Linked DNA regions of Homo sapiens: region 2 is linked to region 1. A link is a loop called in an ENCODE intact Hi-C map of the cell type or tissue named here. Cell type or tissue: B cell. All regions are shown on one strand. Each heading gives the region's core, and the rest is flanking DNA. Links, peaks and the distances in the headings are about the cores only.

Region 1 (10,167 bases), core at 813-8,812:
GTGGGCATCTGTAATCCCAGCTACTCGGGAGGCTGAGGCAGGAGAATCTCTTGAAATCAGAAGGCGGAGGTTGCAGTGAGCCGAGATCATGCCACTACACTCCAGCCTGGGCAACAAGAGCAAAACTCTGTCTCAAAAAAAAAAAAAAAAAGATTACTTAAAATTTACTTGGAAACTTAAAAGTGCACCATTAAGTAACTCCTGGGACCAAGCAGATGTCATGAGAAAAATTAAGAAATATTTGCCACTTCATCAGTTATAAGACAAAAAAAATTTTTTTTTAAATTTTAAGACATACTTAAATTGAGTGATAATGAATGATATGGTTGGGTCTGTGTCCCTGCCCAAATCTCATGACAAATTGTAATCCCCAATGTTGGAGGCGGGGTCTGGTGGGAAATGATTGGATCTTGTACGCAAATTTCCCCTTTGGTGCTGTTCTCGTGATAGTGAGTGGATTATCAGGAGATCTGGTTGTTTAAAAGTGTGTAGCACCTCCCCACTCTCTCTATTCCTCGTGCTCTGGCCCTGTAAGACGTGCCTGCTTCTCTTTTGTCTTTCACCATGATTGAAAGTTTCCTGAGGCCTCCCCAGCATGCTTCCTGTACAGCCTGTGGAACCGTGAGCCAATTAAGCCTCTTTTATTTAAAAATTACCCAGTTTCCAGTGGCACACACCTGTAATCCCAGAACTTTGGGAAGCTGAGGTGGGTGGATCACCTGAGGTCAGGAGTTCAAGGCCAGCCTGACCAACATGGAAAAACCCCGTCTCTACTAAAAATACAAAATTAGCCAGGCATAGTGGCGCATGCCTGTAATCCCAGCTACTTGGGATGCTGAGGCAGGAGAATTGTTTGAACTCTGGAGGCAGAGGTTGTGGTGAGCCAAGATCGTGCCACTGCACTCCAGCCTGGTCAACAAGAGCAAAACTCCGTTTCAAAAAAAAAAAAAAAGAAAAATTACCCAGTTTCAGGTATTTCTTTATAGTAGTGCAAGAATGGACTAATACAATGAAAACACCAAACATCAGGCTGGGTGTGGTGGCTCATGCTTGCAATCTCAGCACTTTGGGAGCCTGAGGTGGGAGGATCACTTGAGGCCAGGAGTTCAAGACCAGCCTGGGCAATATAGTGAGACCCAATTGCTACAAAAAAAATTAAAATTAGCTGGGTGTGGTGGCAAGCACTTGTATTCTCAGCTACTTGGGAGGTTGAGGCAGGCAGGAGGAGCACTTGAGCCCATGAATTTGAGATTGCAGTGAGTATGATAGTACCACTGCACTCCAGCCTGGGCAACACAGCAAGACCCTGTCTCAAAAAAAAGACAGTTCTAAAAAATGAACATAAGGTATAAACACCAACATTCAACATGTACACACACACACACACACACACACACACACACACACGCAGTTGGCCCTCTGTATTTGTGGGTTCCACATCTGGGGATTCAACCAACCACAGATAAAAAATATTTGGAAACTAAAAATTCCACCCTGCGCTTCTGGACCTCAGCACCAGCCCCAGGGCTGCTCTAGGGGCCACATGGCTGAAGGGAGCGCAAGGAGCTACCAGAGGCAGAATGAAGAGACTGAAGCAATGACAGCCACTTATTTTGAGGAATTACGTGTCATTGATGACTATGCCAAAACATTTTGTATTAGAATTAGTGATGATATTGATTACCCCAAATGGACACTTTGCTCATAGGTGATGCTACTGAATTAATATACAGGTACAGCTCCACCTACTTATTAGTAGGTAAGACTCTTGGCTTAAAGGACAAGAATGTGCAGATTTATCAAATGGGCTTGAGAAAATACAATTCAGAATATTGGTGAAAGTATTCTTTACCTGTGGGTGGAGAAAATAAGAGATGCTCGGCCACGCGCAGTGGCTCATGCCTGTAATCCCAGCACTTTGGGAGGCCGAGGTGGACGGATCACGAGGTCAGGAGATAGAGACCATCCTGGATAAGATGGTGAAACCCCATCTCTACTAAAAATACAAAAAATTAGCCAGGCGTGGTGGCACGCACTTGTAATCCCAGCTACTCAGGAGGCTGAGGCAGGAGAATCGCTTGAACCCGGGAGGCAGAAGTTGCAGTGAGCAGAGATCGAGCCGCTGCACTCCAGCCTGGGCAACAGAGGGAGAAAAAAAAAAAAAAAACAACTCTAGGGGAATGGAAATACCTGATTTCCATTCCATTTCATTGAGACACTCACACTGTTAAAGGAATATTGCCTTTTTTTTCTTTTTTCTTTTTTGATTATATAAATAGAGATGCGTCTCATTATGTTGCCCAGGCTGGTCTTAAATACTGGGACTCAAGTGATCCTCCCACCTCAGCCTCACAAAGTGTTGGGATTACAGGCATGAGCCTTTGTGCCTGACCCATTTTTTGTTTTGTTTTGTTTTGAGACAGAATCTTGCTCTGTTACCTAGGCTGGAGTGTAGTGGCGCGATCTCAGCTCACTGCAACCTCTGCCTCCTGGGTTCAAGCAATTCTCCTGCCTCAGCCTCCCAGGTAGCTGGGACTACAGATGCCTGCCACCACATCTGGTTAATTTTTTGTATTTTTAGTAGAGATGGCATTTCACCATTTTGCCCAGGCTGGTCTTGAACTCCTGACCTCAGGTGGTCCACCTGCCTCCAGCCTCCCAAAGCACTGAGATTACAGGCATGAGCCACCGTGCCTGGCCCTGTCTGGCCTTTTTACTGCTTTTTATGGCTTATTGAAATAGCTTGTATTAGTCCTTTCTCATACTACTCTCATACTAAGAACACATCCAAGACTGGGTAATTTAGAAAGGAAAGAAGTTTAACTGACTCACAGTTCAGCATGGCTGAGGAGGCCTTAGGAAACTGATGATCATGGTGGAAAGGGAAGCAAACATGTTCTTCTTCACAGGGCAGCAGGAAGGAGAATGAGGGTCAAGTGAAGCAGCAAGCTCCTTATAAAACTATCAAATCTCGTGAGAACTTACTATCACAACAATAGCATGGGAGAAACTGCCACCATGATTCAATTACATCCCACCGGGTCCCTTACACAACATGTGGGGACTATGGGAACTAAAATTCAAGATGAGATTTGGGTGCAGCCACAGCCAAACCCTATAATTCTGCCCCTGGCCCCTCTCAAATCTCCTGTCTTCACATTTCTTTTTTCTTTTTTTTTTTTTTTTTTTTTTTTTTTGAGATAGAGTCTCACTCTGTCACCAGGCTGGATTGCAGTGGCACAAGCTTGGCTCACTGCAACCTCCACCTCCTGGGTTCTAGCCATTCTCCTGCCTCAGCCTCTGCAGTAACTGGGACTACAGGCGCATGCCACCACACATGGCTAATTATTGTATTTTTAGTAGAGACGGGGTTTCACCATGTTGGCCAGGATGGTCTCGAACTCCTGACCTCAGGTGATCTGCCTGCCTCAGCCTCCCGAATGCTGGGATTACAGGCATGAGCCACACTGCACCTGGCCGATGATAAACCTTTGAAAGCTAAAAAGCAAAGAGATGATTGCAGACTAACTCAGAAGAACTGAGAAAGCTGAATTATGTGGCAACAGTAGAGAAAAATTGAAAACAGAAATGATTATATTGTAGAATCACAAACAGACCCAGATCTTCTACCTGCTCTCATGCTGCTGGATGACTGTTTCTCCCTAGTTTCAGCAGAAGTTGGAGTCTGTGGACTGGGAAACATCAAGTACAGCTGAGAGCTTTGATACCAAACAAAAATGGAGGTTTACACAATCACATGCTTGCTGATTGCTAAGCCCCTGCCTCCTGCCTCACAGCCTTCATCAATCATTTAGTGCCCAAACCATGTCAGCCAGATCTTTACCCTCTAGGAAGGGGATTGTCACACCTTTCTCTCAGGAATCAAAGCAGCCCAAGAGGAAAGAAGAGAAACTGATAAGATTACCCAACAAATAAATGGCCCTACAGTAAACTCAGAAATACAAGAGCTCTCCATATACTGCAAACTTCCAATCAGCTGTAGTCCTTCATTCCTCATCGTAAGAAACCAAAAATTACCAGAACTCTAAAGTAAGCCTCTATCATGCAAGACAAAAAGCACACAAGCAGGGAAAGCACCTTGGAGAAACAGAATACTATGTGGATGAAAGAAAACTAACTCATGTTCAGTCAAAGCTTCTCATAAAAGACCAGGTGCCGGTTGGGCGCGGTGGCTCCCTCACTCACTTTGGGAGGCCGAGGGAGGTGTATCACAAGGTCAAGAGATCGAGACCATCCTGGCTAACATGGTAAAACCCCATCTCTACTGAAAATACAAAAATTAGCTGGGCATGGTGGCGGTCGCCTGTAGTCCCAGCTACTCAGGAGGCTGAGGCAGGAGAATCACTTGAACTCAGGGGGTGCAGGTTACAGTGAGCCGAGAGCGCCACTGCATTCCAGCCTGGGTGACAGAGCGAGACTCCATCTCAAAAAAATAAATAAATAAAAGACCAGGCCCGGTGGCTTACACCTGTAATCCTAGCACTTTAGGAGGCTGAGGCGGGCGGATCACTTGAGGTCAGGAGTTTGAGATCAGCCTGGCCAACATGGTGAAACCCCGTCGGAGTGAGACTCTGTCTCAAAAAAAAAGAAAGTTTCTCATAAAAGAGCAGCAAAGAAATCTGTTATGGTTAAAACATAGAACAAACAAATAACAAATAACAATAACTAAGGAAGCTTAGTTTATTAGAAATGTGCCAGGCAAGGGAGATAGTGAGCAAATGGAGTCAGTCAAATGGACGCCGAGTAGCTTTAACATTTGAGTTTTATACAGTTTCACTGAGGAGGCGTTAGCCAAAGGATGCTTTTAGGGCGGGGATAACAAGAGTTGGGGGAGGGGCAGGAAGGAAGGGTAGAGTTAGGGCAGGAAAGAATTGGTCAAAAGTTGCAAAGTTGAGTCACTGACTGTGTCGATAGGCTAGGCAAGGCTGTCTGTGAAAAAGTCTGTGGTTTTGTTTCCTGAACACCTGGGTCCAAGCTGAGCTGTTGCTGACATAGTTTATCTGTCTTGCAAATTGTGGTCTCTGTACTGTTTTTCAAGTTGTGGTTTCTGTAGTTTTCCATTTCTCAGTCTTGAGAAAGATAAGATAAGAAAAGATACTGCATTCTGAAAACAAGAACAAGATGTTATTTTGTAAAAAGAGGAACATTCAGAGAACAAGAAGAAATTTTAGACGTTAAAGACATGATAAGAAATGAACATTTTAATGAAGAATTGAAAGATAAAATTGAGGAAATTACACAGAAAGCGTGGCAAAAAGACAAGGAGATAGGAAATGAGAGAAAAAAGGTAAGAAAATTTATGAAATCTATGAAGTTCAGCAGCCAAATAATAGAATTTCCAGGAAGAGTAAAACAGAGGGGAAGAAATCAACAATGAAATAGTTCAGGCTGGGCGTGGTGGCTCACACCTGAAATCCTAGCACTTTGGGAGGCTGAGGCGGGCGGATTGCCTGAGCTCAGGAGTTCAAGACCAGCCTGGGCAACACAGTGAAACCATGTCTCTACTAAAATACAAAAAATTAGCTGGGTGTGGTGGCATGCACCTGTAGTCGCAGCTACTTGGGAGGCTGAGGCAGAAGAATCGCTTGAACCCAGGAGGCGGAGGTTGCAGTGAGCTGAGACTGGGCCGCTGCACTCCAGCCTGGGCAACAGGGCGAGACTCCATCTCCAAAAAAAAAAAAAAAAGAAATAGTTGAAGAAACACACTCAGAATAGAAGAACCAAATTGAAAGTGTCCATCATAATAGATGAAAATTGTCCTGCACTAAAGCATATGATTGTGAAATGTAAAATATCTAGGACAAACAGGAGATTCTCAGGCTTCCAGAAGGGGTAGAAGGGTGGCACAAAAGGGTGGTGGGGGAGTCGGAATTGGATTGGGTTTCTCAGCAGCAACACAGGAATAAGAAAAGAAACAAACTAAAAGAGGAAGGTGTGGCTTTCTTTTCCTCCGGGACACAGAAGGTCGTCCTTCCTACCTACTGGCTGCCCTCGGGGGCAACCCCTTGCCCAGCACCAAGGACGTCAAGAAGATCCTGTACAATATAAGCAATAAGGCCAATGGCAACCAGTGCAGCAAGATCATCAGTGAGCTGAATGGAAAAAACATTAAAGGTGTCATTGCCCAGGGTATTGGCAAGTTGCCATTGTGCTCTCCCACAAGGCTGTGGCCGCCTCTGCTGCCCCGGCTCTGTAGCTCCTGCTGCTGGCCCTGCCCCTACTACAAAGAAGAAGAAACATGAGAAGAAGGAGTCCCAAGAGTCACATGGTGACATATGATTTGACTTCCTGCTCCCCTGCCAATTCCCCTGGAAAGAAAGAAAGAAGGGAGGGAGGGAAGGAGGGAGAGGAAGGGGAGTGGGGGAGGGGAGGGGAGGGAAAGGGAAGGGAATAGAAGAAACAGGAGAGACGCAAAGTGATGGCGAAGGAAAATCACAGGATCAAAAACAGCAAATGTAGAAAGCAACTGATCCGGACTGGGAGAGGCATAACTCAAAAGACAGGCATGTTGGGGATTTGTTATCCACCATTTAAAAAGATAAAGCCATTCTTAGCCCATGGGTCATACAAAAACAGGCTGCAGGTCAGTTTTCTGACCCCGATCTAGTCAATAAAAAAGAAACAGGATGAACTGACACTAATTTCTGGAAAGAAGGAAGGAAGGAGGAAAGGAGGCAGGAAGGAAAAAAAAGAAGAAAGGGGCCAGGCGTGGTGTCTCACCCTTGTAATCCCAGCACTTTGAAAGGCCAAGGCGGGTTGATCACGTGAGGTCAGGAGTTTGAGACCAGCCTGGGTAACATGGTGAAACCCCGTCTCTACTAAAAATACAAAAATTAGCCGGGCATGGTAGTGCACCCCTGTAGTCCCAACTACTCGGGAGGCTGAGGCAGGAAAAACACTTGAACCCGGGAGTCAGAGGTTGCAGTGAGCCTGGATGGTACCACTGCATTCCAGCCTGGGTGACAGCAAGACTCCGTCTCAAAAAAAAAAAAAAAAGAAGTAAGAAGTAAGGAAAGAACAAAGGAAGGAAGGAAGCAAGAAGGAAAGAAAAAGAAAGAAAAAGAAGAAAGGAAGAAAAGAAAGAAGAAAGAAAAGAAAGAAGAAAGAAAAGAAAGAGAAAGAAAGAAGAAAAGAAAGGAAGGAAGGAAGGAAGGAGGCTAGGTAGAGGTGTGACCCTGGTATTGATAAAGAGATAGGGGAGTGGTCAAAGGCATTTCCCTACATCATACTGTAAGGAAAATTCCTGGGTGAGCCCACAGAAACGACAGGTTAATCCAAATTATAAACTGAGTAATCTCATTGTAGAGCCTTTGCATAAATCCAGGATACCTAGTTATCCAATAGTCTCCCTGGCCAGATTGCCAAAGCTTTCGCTGCTCTGGGTCTTCTTCCTCATTGTAGTCCCTGTCATCAGGGTTTCCACAGCACTCAACTCATTCTCCAAGCTTTGACTGCAGTATTCTTCAGGATACATCATCAATCATCTTCCCTCTGCCTTGACATGGTGCTTGGCACTGTGACCCTTGACACAATGTTAAGTGCCTTGACATATTGCTACACTCCCCAAATAAGACTTACTTCAAGTGAATATACATTAGATATCTGCAGGAAAAATGAAGAAGAGCAAGACAGCAACCATCCCTTCCCTTTAAGAATTCCCTTCAAGAACAAGGATTTTTCTCCATATAACAAGAATGTGATTGCAAATTGCTTCACAAAAAAGTAATCTGGCAGAGCTGTAATCTCCACTGGCCTCTCCAAAAAGCCACAAATAAAATAGCCTTTGATATAGACAATAAATTGTAAATATCAGTAGAAGCTTCCTTAGAAGCTATCTTGATGATAGACACTGACTTTTTTGTTTATTTTTATTTATGTTATTTCCATTGCATTATGTGGCAAAATATTTCACATTAATCTAACCATCAGTCTGCTTTCTATCACTATATACAATATTTGCCTTTTCTAAAATTTTATAAATGTGGAATGATATCGTAGAATCTTCGGTGTCTGGCTCCTTGTATTTAGCATAATGCTTTTTTTTTTTTTTTTTTTTGAGACAATCCTGCTAGGCTGGAGTGCACCAGTGTGATCTGGGCTCGCTGCAACCTCTACCTCCCAGGTTCAAGCGATTCTCGTGCCTCTGCCTCCAGAGTAGCTGGGATTACAGGCGCCCACCACCACACCTGGCTAATTTTTGTATTTTCGGTAAAGACAGACTTTCACCATGTTGGCCAGGCTGGTCACAAACTCCTGACCTCAAGTGATCCACCCCACTCGGCCTCCCAAGGTGCTGGGATTACAGGTGTGAGTCACCACACCCAGCTGTCTTCAGCATAATGCTTTCGAGATTCATACATGTTGTGATGTGTATTGGTAGGTTTTTTGTTTGTGTGTTTCTATTTTGTTTTGGCTCACAAACAGAAAAATCTAAAGTAGCTCTTTTTGGTAAGTAGCTTTGCATTGTATGGATGTAAAACAGTGTATCCATTCACCAGTTGGTTGTTTCCAGTTGGGAGATACATACTATGAAAAAAACTCCAATGAACAGTTGCACACAAGTCTTTGTGTGGACATGTTTTCATTTCTTTTGGGGAAGTACGTAACAGTTGGATTGCTGGGTCATGTGGTAACTCTGTCTTTCACATAATCAGAAACCACCAAACTCTTTTCAAAGTATTCATACCACTGTGGTTTGTGTCCCTCCAAAACTGATGTTGGAATTTAATTACCATGGCGACTCTATTAAGAGGTGGGACCAGGCTAGGCATGGTGGCTCACGTCTGTAATCCCAGAACTTTAGGAGGCCAGCGCAAGAGGATTGCTTGAGGACAGGAGTTCAAGACCAGCCTGGTCAATGTAGTAAGACCCCATCTGTACAAAACATTTAAAAATTAGACAGACATGGTGGCACACACCTGTGGTCCTAGCTACTCAGGAGGCTGAGGTGGGAGGATACCTTGAGCTCAGGAGGTCAAGGCTGCAGTGAGCCATGATCATGCCACTGCACTCCAGCCTGGGCAACAGAGCAAAATCTTGACTCTAAAAAAAAAAGGGGAGGTGAGAATTTTAAGAGACAGACCTTAAGCCCTCATGAATGGATTAATCTTTTCATGAATTAACAGATTAGTGGGGTTATAGTGGAAGGGAATAAGTTATCTCAAGAGCGGGTTTGTGATAAAAGCCAGCCTTGCACTCTTCTTATCCTGTGATGCCTTCACATGTTATGACACAGCAAGAAGGCCCCCTGCAGTTGTGACTCCTTGTCCTTGAATCCAAGCACTTGCCAGTTTCCAGAACTTTACCAAATACATTTCGTCTGGGTGAGGTGGCTCACACCGGTAATCCCAGCACTTTGGGAGACCAAGGCGGGTGGATCACTTGAGGTCAGGAGTTCAAGACCAGCCTGGCCAAATGGTGAAACCCTGTCTCTACTAAAAATACAAAATTTAGCCGGGCGTGGTGGTGCCTGTAATCCCAGCTACTTGGGAGGCTGAAGCAGGAGAATCCCTTTAATCCGGGAGGTGGAGGTTACAGTGAACCGAGATTGCGCGGCTGTACTCCAGCCTGGGTGACAGAGTGAGACCCCTTCTTAAAAAAAAAAAAAAAAAAGCCAGTCTCTGTGGCTCACGCCTGTAATCCCAACACTTTGGGAGGCCGAGGTGGGCGGATCACGAGGTCAGGAGATTGAGACCATCCTGGCTAACACAGTGAAACCGCCGTCTCTATTAAAAATACAAAAAATTAGCTGGGTGTGGTAGCAGGTGCCTGTAGTCCCAGCTACTCGGGAAGCTGAGGCAGGAGAATGGCGTGAACCTGGGAGGAGGAGCTTGCAGTGAGCCGAGATGGCGCCACTGCACTCCAGCCTGGGCGACAGAGCGAGACTCTGTCTCAAAAAAAAAAAAAGAAAGAAAGAAATTTTGTTTTATTATAATTTACCCAGTCTAGGGTATTCTATGATAGCATCAGAAAATGGACTAAGGAACATACCATTTTCATTCTTACCGGCAATGTTCCTGATGCTCCAAATTCTCTTCCACGCCTGATATTGTTAGTCTTTTTAATTTGAGTCATTTTAGTGGGTGTGAAGTATAGTTTTTATTTTCTTATTATTATATTTCCATAAGTTATTGCGGTACAGGTGGT
Region 2 (10,167 bases), core at 763-8,762, 240 kb before region 1:
TCACACCGACTGTGTCAATTATAAGCCTTATCTTCCCAAGTGCAAAAACAAAGATGACATCCATTATTCTTCTACCTATCCTGAGAAGTCTGAATAATGAATTCTTCCTTTACTCCCTATTTTCGAATGTTTGCCTTATCTCATGTATAGCATAGATGTACTGGGCACTAATTAAAATCTCACAAGAATGTCATCATTTGCTTCACGCCTATCTCCCTTTTCCTGCATGTCTTTTCTCTTAAAGCAATGTGTAAATACCGAGTCTCCTGAAGCCTTTCCCAAGGAGCACGGGCCACAGACTCATGTTTCTGTGACTCAGGGTTTTCCTGGGCACACCTTTAAGCTCTGGCTCAATAAACCTGGATTGATTGAGATTCTTGCCTCAGTCTCTCATTTGGGTTGACAATACATATGTCAGGACATTAGACTGTACTCTGTAAACATGCAAAGTTGCCAATGTGAAGTCAAATATACCTCAATAAAGCTGTTAAAAGTAAATTTTTTAAATGAGATACTGATATGTAATGTTTGTTATTTTACTCATGTATTTATTTGCCTTTTCTTTCATTTAACAGAGTTTATTGAGTGTCTGTGCCAGAGGCTAAAAGAGGTATGACATGGTCTGCTTTCAAGTCTAGGCAGTGACGGTTCTGCTTGATATGCTTGTTGTACATGCCCATAGGAAGCTAAGAAAATAGGAAGATTAGCGTGTAGGCTGGCATGTTGGGGAAGGCTTTTCAGAGGACCTTAACGTTGAACTGAGTTCTGAAGGACGAGTAGGTGGTTTGGACAGTGAGGAGCGGTTAGCAGTGGCAGCTTTCTGTCTTCAACAAGGCCTAGGGATGAGAGAACAAGGCGCTGTGGGAGGAAAACAAATTGCAGCAGAGAGGGGAGAAGAGGAGTGTTTTGAAAAGAGGCAGGATAGGTTAAGTCGGGACTGATCAGCATGGGCCAGGAAAGCTGTGGTCAGGAATCCGGCTGTACCATTGAAGGTCTGGGGAGCTAGAGCAGGTTTTAAGCAAGGGAGAACACAGATAGCCTGCTGATGAACAGCACAGGCCAATCGAGTGGAGCAAGAGAAACCATCTTGCCCTTAGATTGGCTAGCATTACGGTTAAACGAGTGTATTTAATTAGTCTCCAAGTCCTGCTAATAGCTCATCCTTAATCATTTTCAAATGTTCCAATTCTTTCCATCCCTATCGCAGTTACCTTAGTTCTGTCTCCATTATTGTTTGCTTGGATTACCATAATATCCTCCAATGGCGGTTTCCTTGTCTTCAGTCTTGCCCCGCCTTTAACTCTTTGCTACCTGCAGCATAAAACATTTTTCTAAAATTCAAGTTTGATCCTCTCACCTTTAACTGAAAACCTGATCTGCTGCTCATCAACACTATCTCTGTGTTTCTAATAATGATCATCACTGTAATAGCATACTTAGCAAGCATTTACTACATGCCAGGAACTGGGCTAAACAAGATGTGCTTTTATCTTATTAAATCTTCCTAAAACATTATTACTATCATCACTATTTTACAGATGAAGAAACTGATTATTAAGAAGGTTTAGCAATGTGTCCAAGATCATACAGTTAATAAGTGTAATTGAATAACTTGTTGAAAAACCAAAAAACCCTTAAAGACAAAGTTGTGTAGGGAATAGAATTTTTTACTTGCACCTGCAAGAGGGACCGATTATTAGAGAACTGGCTTTGTAAACAAAAATGTAGGGCAGGTATTTAAAGTAAAAAAATCACAAGGATAGACAACAGCTCAAATTGTTATCAGTTCACAAGTCTGCTTGGATGTATGTGGGTCAATTTTGTTAAAATCTAGACGGTCCTTTCTATTAAGACATTACAATGCATCAACACCAAACAACAGAAAAGAAAATCCATATATCCCTGTTTTTCATGCTTTGTCTGGGACTAAAGGAAGGGCAGGCCTTTTCTAGACTATGGAATCTAAGTTTCAGAAAAAAATCATTTAAGCTGCAATATAAAGAATAATCTTGGCCGGTCGCAGTGGCTCACACCTGTAATCCCAACACTTTGGGAGGCCGAGGTGGGCGGATCACGAGGTCAAAAGTTGGGCACCAGCCTGACCAACATGGTGAAACCCCGTCTCTACTAAAAACACAAAAATTAGCTGGGTGTGGTGGTGTGCGCCTATAATCCCAGCTACTGGGGAAGCTGAGGCAGGAGAATGGCTTGAACCCAGGAGGCAGAGGTTACAATGAGCCGAGATCATGCCACTGCACTCCAGCCTGGGCGACAGAGCAAGACTTCATCTCAAAAAAAAAAAAAAAAAAAAAAGAATAGTTTTAAGGAAGGCAGAATTAGAGATAGACAAGTTATAGGAACCCAGGCAAGCCATTATAATGCCAAACTAAGGCAATGGCAGGAGGGATAGAAAGAACTGGACCAGTTTTAAATCCATTATGGGACAGGAAAGGCATGTTGCAGTCCCTTCAGCCAAGTTGCAAGTTTTGAATGAGTTATCCAAACATTATTAAATGCATCTTCAGTGATGACTACCAAGCTTTTTTCCAGGAACCAACCCTCTTTTGTAAAAATGTTAGGTTAGCCTGTTCGTTCTGGTTTCTTGGGCAGTGACTGGGATGTTCAAACTATTAATTGGGATAGAACACCGAAGCTGGTTAAAAACAATATTTCTTATAGAAATTGATCTTGAACATGGATCAAGGTTCACTGCTAGCAGGAGAATCGGAGAGTGTGTGGTAATGAAAAGTTATAGTTGAGAAAACAAGCGTTTACATCAGCAACTAATTAAGAAAAAAGCAGCTCATAAGTGGATGAATGCAGTTCATAAACACATTATATCAGTTATTACACAGGAAATCTAAGGCAGAATACTGTGAAATGCAAGGTGTATAGCTTATCAACAAGAATGTAGCAAATACACCATTCAACTAAGAAAGAAATGATAAGGCTGCATCTGGGGCTGTTGACTGGAAGCACAAAGTTTCCTTTCCTTGTAGTAGTTCCTAAAGATTCCAGTTTACATGGAAAGACAGAAAGCTGTCACACCCATGGCAGGAGCGCAGAACCCAAGCGACAAATTCTAATTTTGAACAGGCAGGTGCCAGTGCATTTCTCAAACTGCAAACTAAAATGCAGAAACACGATTTTCCTGTTTCTTAGTTTTGGACCGTTTTCCCCCCTCTAGCACGCCAGAGCAGGTTTTAATTGTTGTCAGGTCAGATGGTGAGTTAACTTTGAGTGTTGAGTTGAGGGGCCAGTGGGATGTGGGTCCAGTTGAAAGGTGGATATATGTAGATCCAGACTCGAGTGATATAGGCTGCAAATAAATTGCTAGTGAATTTATGAATTATTAGAAAAGAAAGGACATTCATTATGATTTAATCGCAGTTGAATGTAGGCAGCACAGAGGGCTTATACTGTGTCTTTTTTTTTTTTTTTTTTTAAATATACGGTGTCTATTTTGCTCACCACTCTATGCCCGGTGCCTGGAAGTGCGACTGGCACATAGTAGGTGTTGCATAGTTTCAGAATGAACTTTTTAGGAATCAAAATTCTACAAACATTGCACACAGATTTAACGTTCCCTTATTTTCCAGGTGAGGTCAGGGCGCCCTTTGGTTTCGCGCTTCTGTCCCTTTAAGAAAGTGGAGGAGAAAGAAAGCGCTGCTGGGAAAAAGGGCGGGGCCGCGAGGGGCCGCCGTCCGTCCCGCCCCCTGCCGGGCCGCGGCGCTCTGCTAGAGCGTGGCTCAGTTTTGGTAGCGGGACCCCGGAAATGTAAAGCATGAGCGGGAACAGTCGCCAGGGCGAGTGACAGGCGAGCCCTATGCTTTACTTCCGAGGGCGGTGTCAGCAAAGCTAGGTAAGGAGACAGGGAGGACGGTGCCTGCCCCTTTAAGATCGACTCCACCCCGCCTCTGGAGGAAAATGACGCCGCCGTCTACCCGTTGTGGAACGTAACTCTTTTCATCCCATCAGCTCTCCTTCTCATTAAGAGAAATACCAAGTGGTCACCACAGTCACATACTTCATAACCCATGCCTCATCGGTGCTGGGACGGGAGAGGGAAGCGCCGATCTAAATGACATGGGGTCCAAATCCCAAATAATCTCTATTTGCTCTGCGTTACCTTTAAACTTAGGCTGCGTTGTGTGATTCAAGTGACAGCCTAGTACTGCTTAACAATTAGTCTAGTGGGATACCAGGCCCTGAGAGACCCCTACGATCCCAGGACACTGATGTGGGGTAACTAACACCCACTGGAAGTCTACGCTGAGTTCACAGGCTATGTATGACCTGACATGCATTTTGACCTGCCCTGTGTTTTGATATTTGAATGAGTTGCTGATGTTTACAAGCCGAAGCTGGCCGGGCGTGGTGGCTCGCGCCTGTAATCCCAGCACTTTGGGAGGTCGAGGCAGGAGGATCGCTTCAGGTCAGGAGTTCCAGACCAGTCTGGCCAACATGGCGAAACCTCGTCTCTACTAAAAAAAAAAAAAAAAAAAAAAATACAAAAATTAGCCGGGCGTGGTGGCACGCCCCTGTAATCCCAGGACTCGGGAGGCTGAGGTAGGAGAATCGCTTGAACCTGGGAGTCGGAGGTTGCAGTGAGCCGAGATCACGCCACTGCACTCCAGCCTGGGCAACAGAGACTCTGTCTCAAAAAAAAAAAAAAAAAAAAAAAAAAAGGTGGAAGCTAATGTGTCAATATCTAGATTTTTTTGATGATTTTGAGAAATCGGAGGATCTGGCAGCATGTCCTGCCTAGCCTTTTTGAACTGTTTGAAAACAGTCTCCAGCTTGCCACAGCCCCTCTGTTATTTTACAGCCAGCCTGCATCACTCATTTATGATGTCCAGCCCCTTGTGGGGATTTGGATTTTTGACCCCTAAATACTTTAGTGGATTTAAGACCATTTAAAACATTTATGCAGAAGAGATCCGAGGTCCCCAAACAACTGGGTGTATAAGTTGTGTTTAAGTTGTTCCTCATTCTCATTTATTCTAATCCGGGTGTTTTTCTATATATATATATTTTTAAACAAATCTTAGTGATCAATTGCACAGGTGTTTTTCTGTTGGAGCAAATCTTTTCAGTTTAGGCTTGGTAAAATCGAACCATCAGATACTTTTACAGAAAGAGATTTAGGAGTTGATGTTCTTTTATTACAATTAAATGCATACAGTATTTTTAAAGGAAAAAACCTGAATCTTGATTGCATTGTTTTATGATACAACAATCTTTAATGAAATAGAGTAGTCAATATAATTTGTATTAATATATCTCTGCCCACAGACAATTATAAATTCATTAACCCCCAGAACTCTTGGCTAGACTTCATAAAGGCAAAAACTGTGTTTGCCCTGTTAACTGCTTTATCCCACCACTAGAATATAAGCTTCCTGAAGACAGAAGACTTCTGTTATTTTGTTCACAGTTACCAAGCATGCCTACTTTGTTAAATTTATGAAAGAACTTTAAAGGTACAGTTGGCCCACAATATAACAATATAGCAATATAAAATTACAACAATAAAAATAACACAAAAATAGTGTAACAACTACTTATATAGCATTTACGTTGTATTAAGTATTATGAGTCATCCAGAGATGATTTAAAGTAAAGTATACCACAGCATATGCCTAGTTTATATACAAATATGATGCCATTTTATATAAGGGACTTGAGTATCCTCTGATTGTGGTATCCTGGAAGCAGGGGATACCGGAACCAATCACTTGAGGATACTGAAGGATGACTGTATGGCTGATTTCCTGTAAGAGGCATTTTCTTGAGGATTCTTTCAAAATCAAATGCTTGTATATTTGTTGTGTTAAATTACTAAAAGGATTCTCTTGTGAAAAGTATCATTTAAAAAGATTGGATTTTCCCAATTGATGCACCAAAGCTTTCATCTGAAATGAACTTGCACATGTGAATCATCAGATACAGTAATATACACTGTAATATTTTATTTCTTTTTTTTTTTTATGAGACGGAGTTTTGCTCTTGTTGCCCAGGCTGGAATGCAATGGTGCGATCTCGGCACACTGCAACCTCCGCCTCCCGGGTTCAAGCAATTCTCAAGTAGTGAGATTACAGGTACCCGCCACCACGCCTGGCTAATTTTTTGTATTTTTAGTAGAGACAGGGTTTCACCATGATGGCCACACTGGTCTTGAACACCTGACCTCGTGATCCACCCGCCTTGGCCTCCCAAAGTGCAGGGATTACAGGCGTGAGCCACCGCGCCCGGCCAATATTTTCTTATTATGTAATAGGATCTAGAAATGTTGCTCTTCCTCAGAATTCTCAGTATTACTTTTCTTTTTTTTTTCAGAGTCAGAGGTTCCGGTTGAGATCAAGTTGGGAGACACACCCTTGTTCATTCTCCTTGAGAAGCAGCTATTATCAACAGAACATTGACAGAACCTGTGTTTGGGGAAAGGACTGATGGCTTTGAGTCTAGGTTGGAAAGCACACAGGAACCACTGTGGTCTCCTCTTGCAGGCTCTGCGAAGCAGTGGTCTTCTCTTGTTTCCCTGTGGCCAGTGTCCCTGGAGAGGAGCTGGAAGCTTTTTGGACCCTGAGATAAAGGCTTTCCTGGAGGAGAACACTGAAGTCACCAGCAGTGGTAGCCTCACCCCTGAAATCCAGTTGCGGCTTTTGACCCCCAGATGCAAATTCTGGTGGGAGAGAGCTGACCTGTGGCCCCACAGTGATCCTTACTGGGCAATCTACTGGCCAGGAGGCCAAGCCCTGTCTAGGTACTACCCTAATGAAACCTTTAAGGCGCTACAGATCTTTGCTGTTTTCAGTTCCCTCCAACCTCTACAAAAAACCAGAGCAATGCTAGGCGTGGTGGCTCATGCCTGTAGTCTCAGTACTTTGGGAGGCTGAGGCTGTAAGCTGTGATCCTGCCACTGCACTCTCGCCTGGCCTGTCTCAAAAACAAAACAGAAACCGGCAAAACTCAGTCTTGTTGTTTTCTTTTTTCTTTCTTTCTTTTTTTTTTTTTTTTTTGGTAGAGACAGGATCTTGCTATGTTGTCCAGGCTGGTCTTAAACATCTGGCCTCCTCAACCTCCCCAAGTGCTGGTATTACAGACATGAGCCTCTGAGCCTAGCCTCAGGTTAGCCATATTTTTTGTTGCCTTGTTGCGTAATTTCCCATTCTAACCCAAGCTTATCAAGCTATTTTCCCAAGTAACTGTCTCCCCAAGAGAAATCCTAGAGTCAGCTGTCAAGACCCTGGATAGCTATAAGTGATCCAGAAATCTCACCTGTTAGGAGGTTCATAGTTCATAGCGCATGACCATTGCAGAGTTCCTAGATGGAAGCTAAACACCCAGTCCTTTCGCTCTCCTTTAATTCAGTGAATGTCGCTCCATAAACCTCACATTCCTTCCAGAGTTGCTTATTTTCCCATAAAACAGGAGCTGTGAGTGAGTGGGCTGTTCAAAGTTTCCCTCTTCTGTTGGGTGCAGTGCCTGTAATCCCAGTGCTTTAGGAAGCCAGTGCAGGAGGACAGCTTGAAGTCAAGAGTTTGAGACCAGCGTAGGCAACATAGTGATACCCCTATCTCTACAAAAAAAAATTTTTTTTTTTTTTGAGACAGAGTCTCACTCTGTCACCCAGGCTGGAGTGCAGTGGTGTGATCTCGGCTCACTGCAAGCCCCGCCTCCCGGGTTCACGCCATTCTCCTGCCTCACCCTCCTGAGTAGCTGGGACTACAGGCTCATGCCACCATGCCCGGCTAATTTTTGTATTTTTAGTAGAGATGGGGTTTCACCATGTTGATCAGGCTGGTCTCGAACTTCTGACCTCGTGATCCGCCCTCCTCGGCCTCCCAAAGTGCTGGGATTACAGGCGTGAGCCACCGCGCCTGGCTTAATTTTGTATTTTTAGTAGAGACAGGGTTTCACCATGTTGACCAGGCTGGTCTCGAACCCCTGACCTCAAGTGATCCGCCAGCCTCGGCCTCCCAAAGTGCTGGGATTACAGGCATGAGCCATCGTGCCTGGCAGTAGCAGCTATTTAGACAGGGCATGTATGCCTCTACTTTGCCATAGTGTTAACTGGTTGATGTCAAGTCCCAGGTTCTTAGTGCCATCAACAAAGAATTGGACATGACACATACAAGTAGCAAGGCAGCAAACAGTTTGTTAAGCAGAATGCAATCAGCAACGGATCAGGCTGACCTGCGAGTGGTATCAGCCCCAGTTTGTTATAGTTCATGGCCTTTTATATGTTTTTTCCTCACTTGCTTAACCTTACTTTGTTTTTCGTAAGTGAATTGCTCATCCTGGCCTTTCCCTCATTGTGCCTAAACCGCACTTTATTTCTCATAAGCTAATTGTGCATCCTTGCTTAACCTTATTTTATCTTTTCTGACAAAATTGCTCATCTTTACTTTTAGTTCTTGTAACCAAATTGCTACTGCAACCCCTTTCCACTTATTTTCCTTATCTTGCATGTTCTAACTCATTGCTTACTCCCGTATCTCTTACTGCTTACTGTCTTATTTCATATGTCCTGTTTCTGCTATCTTGTATGCTTTGCTTTTGGTATTGCTTCAGCTAGCCTATGTCCAACGGGTCCCCTTCACCCCTGACTTCCTCTGCCATTCTCCTGCCTCAGTAGTACCCACTGTTCCTTATTACTCCAATCCGAAGATCAAGAGTCAGCTGAAATTTGTTATTTCAGCGTTTCTCCATCCCTCTTCGCTTGTTTGGTAACTATTTAGCTCCAGTCCAAATTCCTTGGTTGAATTGGACTTTGAGTTTTACCAGAGAGGTCATTATACTACATTTCAAGCAGCAGGAAAATCACTCTATGATGGAGTCAAGAGGAGACAGTGACTCTTGGATTGAGTTTACTAATTTTAGTCTTTGTTTTAGCAGTATTTTGTCAGTCTTAATTCGTGGTGCTCGGTAGTTTCTGGAACATACTAAGTATTCAATACTTTGTCAGCCGAAATGAGAGACTGAGGCATGAGTCTCAACCAGTCAAGGTTTGTTAAGCCCAAGAAAAATGCAAGTCACAGAAAAGTTTGTGGCCTGTGCTCTTCTAAGAGGTTTTTAGGAGGCACAGTATTTATACATTTCTTTTTCTTTCTTTTTTTTTTTTTTTTTGAGATGGAGTTTTGCTCTTGTTGCCCAGGCTGGAGTGCAATGGCACAATCTTGGCAGACTGCAGCCTTCCCCTCCCGGGTTCAAACGATTCTCTGCCTCAGCCTCCCGAGTAGCTGGGATTACAGGCATGTACCACCACGCCTGGCTAATTTTGTATTTTTAGTAGAGACGGGGTTTCACCCTGTTGGCCAGGCTGGTCTCGAACTCCTGACCTCAGGTGATCCACCCACCTTGCCTCCTAAAGTGCTGGGATTACAGGCGTGAGCCACCACACCTGGCCATTTATACATTTCTTTTCTTTCTTTCTTTTTTTTTTTTTTTGAGACAGAGTCTTACTCTGTCACCCAGGCTGGAGTGCAATGGCTTGATCTCTACTCACTGCAGCCTCTGCCTCCTGGGTTCAAGCAATTCTCCTGCCTCAGCCTCCCGAGTAGCTGGGATTGCAGGTGCCCGCCACCACACCTGGCTAATTTTTGTATTTTTAGTAGAGATGGGATTTCACCATGTTGGCCAGACTGGTCTCGAACTCCTGACCTCAGGTGATCCACCTGCTCAGCCTCCCAAAGTGCTGGGATTACAGGCAGGAGCCACTGTGCCCAGCCTACAACTTTTTTTTGAAAAAAATTGACTTGAATAGCATAATCAGTCAGTTGTGTGGTACTGTGCTTCACACCTGCTGAAGAGAAAGACCAAATGACTAGGTCCTTTCTTCTGCCACCTCTGCCCAGCTCTGGAGATGGACTTTTTGTGTCACTCTAGTCAGACCAAACTTGCCAAGGTTGGACCAAGTTCTGCTACTTTTCACTATTTCTTTTGTCCAGTCAACCTAAAGACATCTCTTTTCTTTCTTTTCCTTTTCTTTTCTTTTTTCTTTTTTTGCATACCTCTTATTTGCTGAGACCAGCTCGGCTGGGGAGACCCTAACCCAGTGACACTAGAGGAATTAAAGATACACACACAGAAATGTAGAGGTGTGAAGTGGGAAATCAGGCGTCTCACAGCCTTCAGACCTGAGAGCCCCGAACAGAGATTTA

Evidence for each region. Hi-C counts contacts between places; a loop is a spot of excess contacts. Peaks named below come from ENCODE experiments on the same cell type or tissue, not always from the same donor. Only the 100,000 strongest peaks of a DNase experiment are listed, where the experiment ranks them.
Region 2: a loop joins it to region 1, with 11 times the contacts of the local background. A loop is called at or near these places in 8 of 110 quality-filtered maps.

What each region holds. Positions count from the first base shown.
Region 1 is chr12:31,891,827-31,901,993 of GRCh38, forward strand. It overlaps the pseudogene RPLP2P4. Among named protein-coding and RNA genes, the nearest start is that of LINC02422, 9.7 kb to the left of the region's middle. RefSeq lists a silencer at 4,156-4,255. In B cell, for the core only: a CTCF peak has its summit at 7,135; DNase peaks (open chromatin) are centred at 4,105, 4,925 and 6,005; H3K4me3 peaks cover 3,036 bases; H3K27ac peaks cover 5,026 bases.
Region 2 is chr12:31,655,501-31,665,667 of GRCh38, forward strand. It overlaps ETFBKMT (electron transfer flavoprotein subunit beta lysine methyltransferase), which reads left to right and starts at 4,188. Exons shown (of 4, transcript NM_001135863.2): 1 at 4,188-4,289; 2 at 6,341-6,767. The coding sequence starts at 6,454. RefSeq lists a silencer at 3,546-3,855 and enhancers at 3,557-4,058, 3,976-4,135, 6,583-6,702. In B cell, for the core only: a CTCF peak has its summit at 3,779; DNase peaks (open chromatin) are centred at 3,781 and 6,751; H3K4me3 peaks cover 2,755 bases; H3K27ac peaks cover 3,068 bases.